2 separate regions of the Homo sapiens genome follow, and region 2 is linked to region 1. A link is an interaction called in ENCODE POLR2A ChIA-PET data of the cell type or tissue named here. Cell type or tissue: OCI-LY7. All regions are shown on one strand.

Region 1 (5,000 bases):
AAGAACTGAGGGTCCTGGGAACTTAACCATGTCATTGCAGTCTTTTTTACATTATTAACTGAAGAAAAATGGCTACCCTTTAAAGATTTTTTTAAAATTAGAAGATAAAAGGAAGTCAGGAAGAGCCAAATCAAGACAGTAAGATGAATGCCTAATCTCATTGAAACTCTTGCAAAATTGCCATTGTTGTGTGAAAGGAATGAGCAGGAGCATTGTCCTGGTGGAGAAGGACTCTCTGGTTGAAGCTTTCCATGGCATTTTTCTGCTAATGCTTTGACTTTCTCAAAATACTTTCATAATAAGCAGATTTTATTACTCTCTGGCTCTCCAGAAAGCCAACAAGCAAAATGCCTTGAGCATTCCCGAAAACTGTTGCCATGACCGTTGCTCTTGAATGGTCCACTTTTGCTTTGACTGGACCACTTCCACATCTTGGTAGCCATTACTTTGGTTATGCTTCGTCTTCAGGATCATACTGATAAAGCCATGTTTCATCTACTGTTACAATTCGTCAGATAAATGCTTCAGGATTTTGATCCCACTTACTTAGTTTCCATGGAAGTTCTACTCTTGTCTGCAGCTGATCTGGGTGCAATGGTTTTGGTACCCATCAAATGGAACGTTTGATGAGCTTTAATTTTCCAGTCAGAATTATATATGCTGAATCAATTAAGATGTCTATGGTGTTGGTTATTTTGTGTGCTGTTAATCTTCTGTCCTTTTCAGTTAGGGCACAAACAAGTTGAATTTTTTCCTTGCAAATTGATGTGGATGATCTCTGCTGTGGTCTTCATCTTGAATATCATCTTGTTTCTTCTTAAAAAGAGTTATCTATCTATCTGTAAACTGCTGATTTCTTTGGGCATTGTCCTCACAAATGTTTTGTAAAGCATTAATGACTTCACCATTCTTCCACCCAAGCTTCATCATAAATTCAGTATTATTGCTTGCTTCAATTTTATCATAATTCATGTTGCTCTGATACGGGCTCTTTTCAAACTGATGTGTTATCCTTCTTATTGCCTCAAGCTAGATACTGTTCAGACATGTTATAATAAGTTAGTATGAGTTTATTTTGGTGCAGAAAAATTTTTGAAATCCATGTATAGTTTTTTCATAATACACATTTTCCATGAACTTTTTGCAGACTCCCGGTATTTCTCTTTTTTGCATGAATTGTGGAGGAAACAGTATTTTCTGAATTTGTCACCCCACCTGAATAGGTAAGTTGAGTTGATAACAAGTGAGATACCAGAATTCTAGGCTGGAGCTAACATCACACGTATCCAACACTGGCTATAGGGCAGTCCCTTCTGGTCTGGCCCCTGCTCTGTTACTACCTGCAAGGGAATGTTCGAGTGCTACCAGCAGTTTCAAAAGGAATAGTTTTAAAAGAGAATATGTGTTGGCTAAAGCTCATAAAGAACCAACAGTCTCAGAGAAGGATGTAGTCCTTGTCACAAGGAGACACTATCCCACAGGAAAAAAAAATATCTTTTGCATGTTTTCTACCTACACATTTTGTTTTTTGCATTATCATATTAATAATACTTGTCCTCATAAAATAAAAATTTTCAACAACAAAATATAGAGATAATTAGCTTCTGGAAAGATATGCAGTAAAGCAGCCCCAGGTTCAATTTTAGGTAGTAGATTTTACTATTTCGTGCCAGACATATTATTTCTTATAACAAATATTTTTAGAGCACCTAGTGAATGCCAGGCTCCATGATAGATACAAGAAAACAATAGTCATTGCCTTCACACCATGGTTCTTCTAGAATGAGAACCAGATATGAGAAAGCAAATAAATAAAAGACCTGTAGATTGTGATTAATACTACTAAAGAAATAAATAAAGAGCTTTGCTAGAGAATGAGAACAAGAGCCCTAAGAAGAATATTTTGGCAGAGGGAATGGTAGAGGTAACGTTCCTAGTAGGTATTGGGATTAAATTATTTAAAACACAGTTCTTGTAAGTAGATACTTCCGTATCAATAAAACCAGTGCTGTAATAGGGGCATGTACAGGTTACTATTGGAACACAAAAAAGGGCCACTTAGTACCAAATGTAGGGGGAGCTACTTCAAAAGATGGCACTTGAGCAGTACTATGGTGAGCAGGGACTGGTCAAGGAATGATTCTGAGGAGGGAAGAAAATGGTTCAGATCAGAGGAGGCAGCACATGCAAAGTGGTGCCATCAATAATTCAGAAACCCATAATCAATCTGGCTAAATGGAACCAGGTCCCAGAAAAGGTTAGAAAAGATAGGATTGAAATTAAAGTTGGCAAGATTTTATACTAATTGTTCAAAGTTCACAGATAATATTGCTATTAACAATTTTATGTCCTTAGCTCCAGCTCAAACTTTTAAAAATTTGCTGCAGAGCACATTGGTGTAACTCAAGATTTTAAGAACTTGCCTATCCTTTAATAAATACCCTGCAAATTTACCTGGTGCCAGCTGTTTCTCATCTCTTTCTTTGACTCCATTGTCGTCTCTTCATTCCACTCCATAGGGTGGCAGCTGGAAGAGTTATACAATTGGACTAGGAATGCTGAAGTATACAGTGTGACCTAAGAAAGGTTCATCTGTTGTACAGAAGCTATGAGGTATTTATTATTGCATAATAACCTATAGCTCCGGGCCCACATGGGCCATTCTGTGTAACTTCCCTAGTCATTGTATAGTATCAAAGACAGCATGGAGAGATCAGAACTTTTTTTTTTTTAGGAGATGGATTCTTGTATTTTACTTGTGTCTTTTGAAACACTCCCAGCTGGAACTGTCCTTAGCTCCAGCCTTTTATATGCCTCTCTCAATGGAGTGTCAAACTCATTTTCTCCACCCTCACCCCAGATGTTCTGTCAATTTGTGTGTTTAATCTTGGTCTCCCTGCCACTTCTCTTACATAGGTCTAGCTTCTCTTACTTTGTTCTCTCCTTGTTACTCCCCTCTATCTGGTTCTGTCTTCCTTTGCCCATCATCCAACTGTACATTACCAAAGTTTAGTACCTGGAACCTGGCAGGCAGAGACAGAACCCAGAAAGCAGGCCCTGGAATCAGTCTGTGTGTGTTTCATGTGAGACTCCCTCCCCACTGACCAGCCTTAGCAAAATAATTTACCTTCTTCAAGTCTTAGTTTCTTCAACAAAAGGGGGCTAATGATGGTAATGACCTGATTCAGTAAAGAGTGTTTGACTGCAAATAATAGGACACAGAACTAAACATGAGCCAGGCAGTCCAGCTGGACAACTCTCTCTCCTAATGAGAAATCGAGAAATAGGAGGTACAGATGCGGGAGGGCAGCTCCGCAATATCTTAGAGACTCAGGGTCTTCCCTTTCCCAGCTCCCCCTCCACCATCCTTGGTCCTTTGGCTTGTGTCATGCTGGTCATGCTGGTCACCTCATGTTTCTAAGGTGACCCCCACAGCCCCAGGCCATTTGACAACTTTCAAAGTCAAGGAGTGGAGGACAAATGCCTTCCACTTTTTGAGGCACTGTTCTTTCATCTGCAAAAAGAAACATCCCAGAAAACTTCCCCTGACCTCCCATTGCTCAGAACACAGCCACGTGGCCACCTCTTGCTGGACAGGGAGCTGAGGACATGCCTATCTTGCAAAGCAGGGCAGAACACAGTGGTGCATTCAGGTCAATTATGAGCCACACCATGGGTGTGAACTAAATTGGGGTTCTCTTAGCAAAGAAGCATGAGTAAACAGGGATCTGTTTTTACCCACTTCACGATGTTGTCATGAGGATTAAATGAGGTGACATCCTTGGAACACTGCCTGGGACTTCGTAAGAGCTTAGTAAGTGTTAGCTACTATTTTTTATTTTTATCTTAATTATTTTTGATTCTGCCTCATCACCCCTTGCTGTAGCAGCCTGGAGTCTTATGTGCAGCCATTTCACATTCACTCTGAGGTGTGCACACCTGTACTGTAAGCAGCATAGACAAAGGCAGCTCATGTTTATGGGTGAAGCTGCAGTGGTAGCTGAGATCCACGGGAAGGACAGGGGCCGAGAGCAAGGAAAGAGAGTTAGGAGTCTAGAATAATCTTTAACCAAATGGAGCACGGAGACCAGTGGTGACACTTGGAAGTATTGTTAGGCAGTCTGTGGTCTGGACGCTATGAGACTAGAGAGAATCTGCATCAATCTCTTGACTACATGGTTTCCCCCAAAGCAGTCCCAGAACCGGAGTGAAGAAGGCAGGAAGTAGTACAAATCCAGGCTTGGAGCTTTGCCTTGTGGATGAGCTGAAAGGACAAGGAGACTTGAGAACATAAGCCAGAGAGTGGATAGACTGATGGATGGTGGATCCATGACAGTAGACATGGGAGTGAAACTTGGAGGGGCTGATAAATTAGGATAAAAATGAAGAGACTGGTCAAGGGACCGAGTGTCTTTTTAAGTCAAATAACTGGTACAGTCAGTGAGAGTGAAGAGAGAGCCAGAAGAGGAAAAACTTGCAAAATGAGAACTGAATAAATCTATTCCTGTCTGCCTGTACCACACATCACAGGTCTACCCACAGGTTTGACATATGTTTCCACAAAATTGTTCCCAAGTTTCTATTTTTCTGTGAAGAGTTTCAAATCCCCACATATTTCTATTACACTTCCACTGATGTGTTCTATCTCCCAAAGCATCCCCAGCGGTGCCAAGACTCACAGTGCCCACAAGACTTCCCTGCCTCCTCTGAGATCATGCCCAAGGGTGAACATTCAACCAGGGCTGGGACAATCCTAGTGCCTTGACCCACGTCTCCCTTGGTGGCTGCCACAGCCACTGCCACTTTGTCATGGTCACCCAAAGGCAACAGCTATGCTGGCCACTTACTCACAGAAAGGGTAGATTCAATAGGGGTCTTGGGTAGAGAGATGGGTAGTCCTGTGAAGAGGACAGTCTTCTGGTGGTGACTGGCAGACCAAGGTCAGCTACCATCTTCCCAGTATGGGTCTTCATCTCTGACCTTTTTCCCGTCTCCATATT
Region 2 (5,000 bases), 130 kb before region 1:
CTGTACAGAAGCTCTTTAGTTTAATTAGATCCCATCTGTCTATTTTGGCTTTTGTTGCCATTGCTTTTGGTATTTTAGTCATGAAGTCTTTGTCCATGCCTATGTCCTGAATGGTATTGCCTAGGTTTTCTTCTAGGGTTTTTACAGTTTTAGGTCTTATGTTTAAGTTTTTAATCCATCTTGAGTTAACTTTTGTATAAAGTGTAAGGAAGGGGTCCAGTTTCAGGTTTCTGCATATAGCTAGCCAGTTTTCCCAGCACCATTTATTAAATAGGGAATCCTTTCCCTATTGCTCGTTTTTGTCAGGTTTGTCAAAGATCAGATGGTTGTAGATGTGTAGCATTATTCCTGAGGACTCTGTTCTGTTCCATTCGTCTATATATCTGTTTTGGTACCAGTACCATGTTGTTTTGGTTACTGTAGCCTTGTAGTATAGTTTGAAGTCAGGTAGCGTGATGCCTCCAGCTTTGTTCTTTTGGCTTAGGATTGTCTGGGCTATACAGGCTCTTTTTTCATTCCATATGAAATTCAAAGTAGTTTTTTCTAATTCTGTGAAGAAAGGCAATGGTAGCTTGATAGGGATGGCATTGAATCTATAAATTACTTTGGGCAGTATGGTCATTTTCACAATATTGATTCTTCCTATCCATGAGCACAGAATGTTCTTCCATTTGTTTGTGTCCTCTTTTATTTCCTTGAGCAGTGGTTTGTAGTTCTCCTTGAAGAGGTCCTTCCCATCCCTTGTAAGTTGTATTCCTAGGTATTTTATTCTCTGCAGCAATTGTGAATGGGAGTTCACTCATGATTTGGTCCTCCATCTGTTATTGGTGTATAGGAATGCTTGTGATTTTTGCACATTGATTTTATATCCTGAGATTTTGCTGAAGTTGCTTATCAGCTTAAGGAGATTTGGGGCTGAGACGATGGGGTTTTCTAAATATACAATCATGTCATTTGCAAACAGAGACAATTTGACTTCCTCTCTTCCTATTTGATTATTTCTTTCTCTTGCCTGATTGCCCTGGCCAGAACCTCCGATACTATGTTGAATCGGAGTGGTGAGAGAGGACATCCTTGTTTTGTGCTGGTTTTCAAAGGGAATGCTTCTAGCTTTTGCCCATTCAGTATGATATTGGCTGTGGATTTGTCATAAATAGCTCTTATTATTTTGAGATACATTCCATCAATACCTAGTTTATTGAGAGTTTTTAGCATGAAGGGCTGTTGAATTTTATTGAAGGCCTTTTCTGCATCTATTGAGATGATCATGTGGTTTTTGTCATTGGTTCTGTTTAAGTGATGGATCACATTTATTGATTTGTTGATGTTGAACCCAGGAATGAAGCCAACTTGATCATGGTGGATAAGTTTTTTGATGTGCTGCTGGATTCAGTTTGCTACTATTTTATTGAGGATTTTTGCATTGATGTTCATCAGGGATATTGGCCTGAAATTTTCTTTTTTTGTTGTGTCTCTGCCAGGTTTTGGTATCAGGATGATGCTAGCCTCATCAAATGAATTAGGGAGGAGTCCCTCTTTTTGTATTGTTTGAAATAGTTTCAGAAGGAATGGTACCAGCTCCTCTTTGTACCTCTGGTAGAGTTTGGCTGTGAATCCGTCTGGTCCTTGGCTTTTTTTTTGATAGGTAGGCTATTAATTACTGCCTCAATTTCAGAACTTATTGTTCTATTCAGGGATTTGACTTCTTCCTGGTTTAGTCTTGGGAGGGTGTATGTGTCCAGGAATTTATCCATTTCTTCTAGATTTTCTAGTTTATTTGCATAGAGGTGTTTATAGTATTCTCTGATGGTAGTTTGTATTTCTGTGGGATCAGTGGTGATATCCCCTTTTTCATTTTTTATTGCATCTATTTGATTTTTCTCTCTTTTCTTCTTTATTAGTCTGGTTAGTGGTCTATGTATTTTGTTAATCTTTTCAAAAAACCAGCTCCTGGATTCACTGATTTGTTGAAGGGTTTCTCCTGTATCTATCTCTTTCTTCTGCTCTGATCTTAGTTATTTCTTGTCTTCTGCTAGCTTTTGAATGCGTTTGCTCTTGCTTCTCTAGTTCTTTTAATTGTGATGTTTAGGGTGCCAATTTTAGATCTTTCCTGCTTTCTCCTTTGGGCATTTAGTGCTATACATTTCCCTCTAAACACTACTTTATCCGTGTCCCAGAGATTCTGGTATGTTGTGTCTTTGTTCTCTTTGGTTTCAAATACCTTATTTATTTCTGCCTTAATTTCGTTATTTACCCAGTAGTCATTCAGGAGCAGGCACAGCCTTCATCCTGATACACAGAAATGCCTGGTTGGAGAAGGGCAAAAAGTTGAAAATATTCCTTAGTAGAAAAAAAATGTGCACTAAAAAGTATTTTTTATTAAAATACGGAAGGAAAGAAAAATACAATGGGTTCAGATGGGCATATGACAATAATAAAATGTCTCACTTCCCTTCCTCCCCTTCTCTCCCAGCACTCCCCTGAGGTTGCCACTTTTGGACATTTCTGCTTTTAGCTCTTCTGGTGGTTAGAATCATGACTTCCCTGACTGAGAGGCATGACTAGCCCTGAGCATGAGGGTGGGGCTTGTGCGCTGGAAGGCTTAACTTGAACCTTGTGAGCAGGAAGTCAGGCTAGAACCACTCCTAAAGTGCCTGGGGAGGATGGGACTTTTCACTGTTGGTTGCTTCCTCAAATCCAGTGGTTCTCGAACTGGAATCCTCAGCACTGCCTGAAAAGTTGGTAGAAATGCAAATTCTTGGGCCCTACCCCAGACTTATGGAATCAGAACCTTTGGAGGTGGCGCCCAGCAACCCATGTGCTATTTTAACAAATTCTCCAGGCCATTCTGATGCCTGCTCAAGTTTGAGAAGCCCCGTTCTAAGACAGCCAATCAAACAACCAAACACCACCACCAACAACAACAAAGAGACAAAACTCATTTCTTCTTCCAGTGATTGGTTTGGGGTGGGCACGTGACCCTGCTCTGGCTAATGCAGTGCAATGGGAGGCTTGTTTAGGGGCTTCCGGGAGGCGGTCGTGCTCTTGAAAAAGATGCTTGGGAAGAGTAAGAGGCATTGCACCGGGTGCTTTCCCGTGTAGGTGAGAGGCATGGGGCTGCTACTGCCATCTTGTGGACACACTGAGTGGAGGAGGTGAACCGAGGGAAGAACCTGGATGCCTGAGGAATGAATGCCAGAGCCCCAAGAGTAACCATCTGGGAGCCATCCTACTGTGGACTTCTTGTATGATATGTATTATTTTTTAAAGTTAAGAACATGTTGAGTTTGGTTTAGCAGTGAGGCACCCGAACACAGTTCCATTCTGGAACTGTATCTCCTCCCAGACATAGATAAGTGGCTGCCAAGAACAGCTCTCTGGGTAGGCTGGGCCATAAAAGCCACTATTACATGAACAGGTGAGGGCGGTTGGGAGGAGAAATGAATCTACTTCACTCTTTATTCCATAGGTATTTTCAGTCGTTTTCACACCTGCCATTTCTGAGTCCGGGGCCCTTCTGGCGCCCTGCCCTCTTTCATCCTTCTCTGGGCCATGTTCTGAGCTGTTGTTCCCTCTGCTAATGTTACTTCCTGAGTGTAATTCCATCCACTGACAGGCTTCCAGAAGTTAATGAAAATCCTTGGCCTGCCCATCCTTTCCTGTGCCCGCCATTCTTCCTATCTTCCTTACTGCCATCTATTTGGGGAAAGCAGAGAGATAAAGGAGTGTTTGGCTTGCCAACTTGAATGGGAAGGCCCAGATTGTTTCATTGTTTGCTTTTACTGAGACTTGGTTATCATTCTCCCTTTTCAAAAGAAGAAAGAAAGATGAAATAGTGGAGGAGGAGAGCTGCCCAGCAAGATTCCCTCTGGGACATCCATGTAACCCTCTTGGAACATACGCTAATGCTATGGAAATGATTCTTAACTCTTCATTTTGTGGCTTCTTCCAAAATGCAGACCATTCAAGGTAGATGGGGACACTGTGGTGAGTCAACTTGATGGGGAGGGGCTCTCAGAGCTCCTGAGTTTGCCCTAGATTATATCTATCCTTCCCTGAAGCTTGGGTGGACATCTTTCTCTCTAAGAAGATGAAGAACATGGGTCCCTTTGCCTTCATAAGTTTGTGAAACTGAAATTTCAGTTGTCCAGCACAAGCAGATTGAGAATGTATATACATCGTTTTATTCAAACCTTCAACCACATGATGTTATCTTGAGGTAGCACTTACACTGGTGAGAAACCACCGTGGGATCTTAGGGTCATCTCAGATAGGCGTCCTTATTCTACTGTATAAGTTTTCTGAACCAAACTTCCTTCATTGTGACATGGTTTTGCCACAGCTGGTCGTTCTCTTTACTCTTTGATCCTGGTTGAACGATTCATGTAGATTCTATCTCTCTTTAAATGTCAGAATGTGACATTCAATATTTTTCGCAGTATTTGTTTTATGTGTATTCCTTAATGTTTCTGTTTTAGTTAAATACAGTCACACATCATTTAACAATGAAGATATGTTCTGAGAAATAGGTTGTTAGGTGATTTCAGGTGATTTCATTGTGCAAATGTCATAGAATATACTTACACAAAACTAGGTGGTACACACCTAGGCCATATGGTACGGGCTATTGCTCCTAGACTACAAATCTGTATAGCGTGTTACTGTACTGTAGGCAATTGTAACACAGTGGTAAGTATTTGTGCATCTAAACATATCTAAACATAGAAAAGGTACAGTAAAATACAATATTATTATCTTATGAAACCACTACTGTATATGGGATCTGTCATCAACAGAAATGTCTTTATGTGGCACATGACTGAATACATCAAACCTTAGGTTCATTGCTGTGTGAATCAGGGACCTCTATGTTAAAAGGCACAGTATGGGAGAAGCATTGTGATCTGGCCCAGGGTCAGGATGTTGAGGCTTTTACTGGCTCTAGAACTGAGTCAATTCAATCTTTTCTTTTTAAGCTTTAGACACTTCCTCTGCAAAAG

The links. ChIA-PET counts read pairs that join two places held together with the same protein. Peaks named below come from ENCODE experiments on the same cell type or tissue, not always from the same donor. Only the 100,000 strongest peaks of a DNase experiment are listed, where the experiment ranks them.
Region 2: POLR2A ChIA-PET joins it to region 1 with 8 read pairs; 3 of 35 experiments call an interaction of 5 or more read pairs at or near these places.

Annotation. Positions count from the first base shown.
Region 1 is chr2:68,842,613-68,847,612 of GRCh38, forward strand. No RefSeq gene overlaps it. Among named protein-coding and RNA genes, the nearest start is that of LINC01890, 7.9 kb to the left of the region's middle. In OCI-LY7, a CTCF peak has its summit at 2,081; no DNase peak of the experiment used is centred here.
Region 2 is chr2:68,712,489-68,717,488 of GRCh38, forward strand. It overlaps a transcript of ARHGAP25 not described here. Among named protein-coding and RNA genes, the nearest start is that of ARHGAP25, 20 kb to the right of the region's middle. RefSeq lists enhancers at 2,449-2,743, 3,012-3,091. In OCI-LY7, a CTCF peak has its summit at 3,158 (motif pointing left); DNase peaks (open chromatin) are centred at 2,573 and 3,063; H3K4me3 peaks cover 1,338 bases; H3K27ac peaks cover 1,365 bases.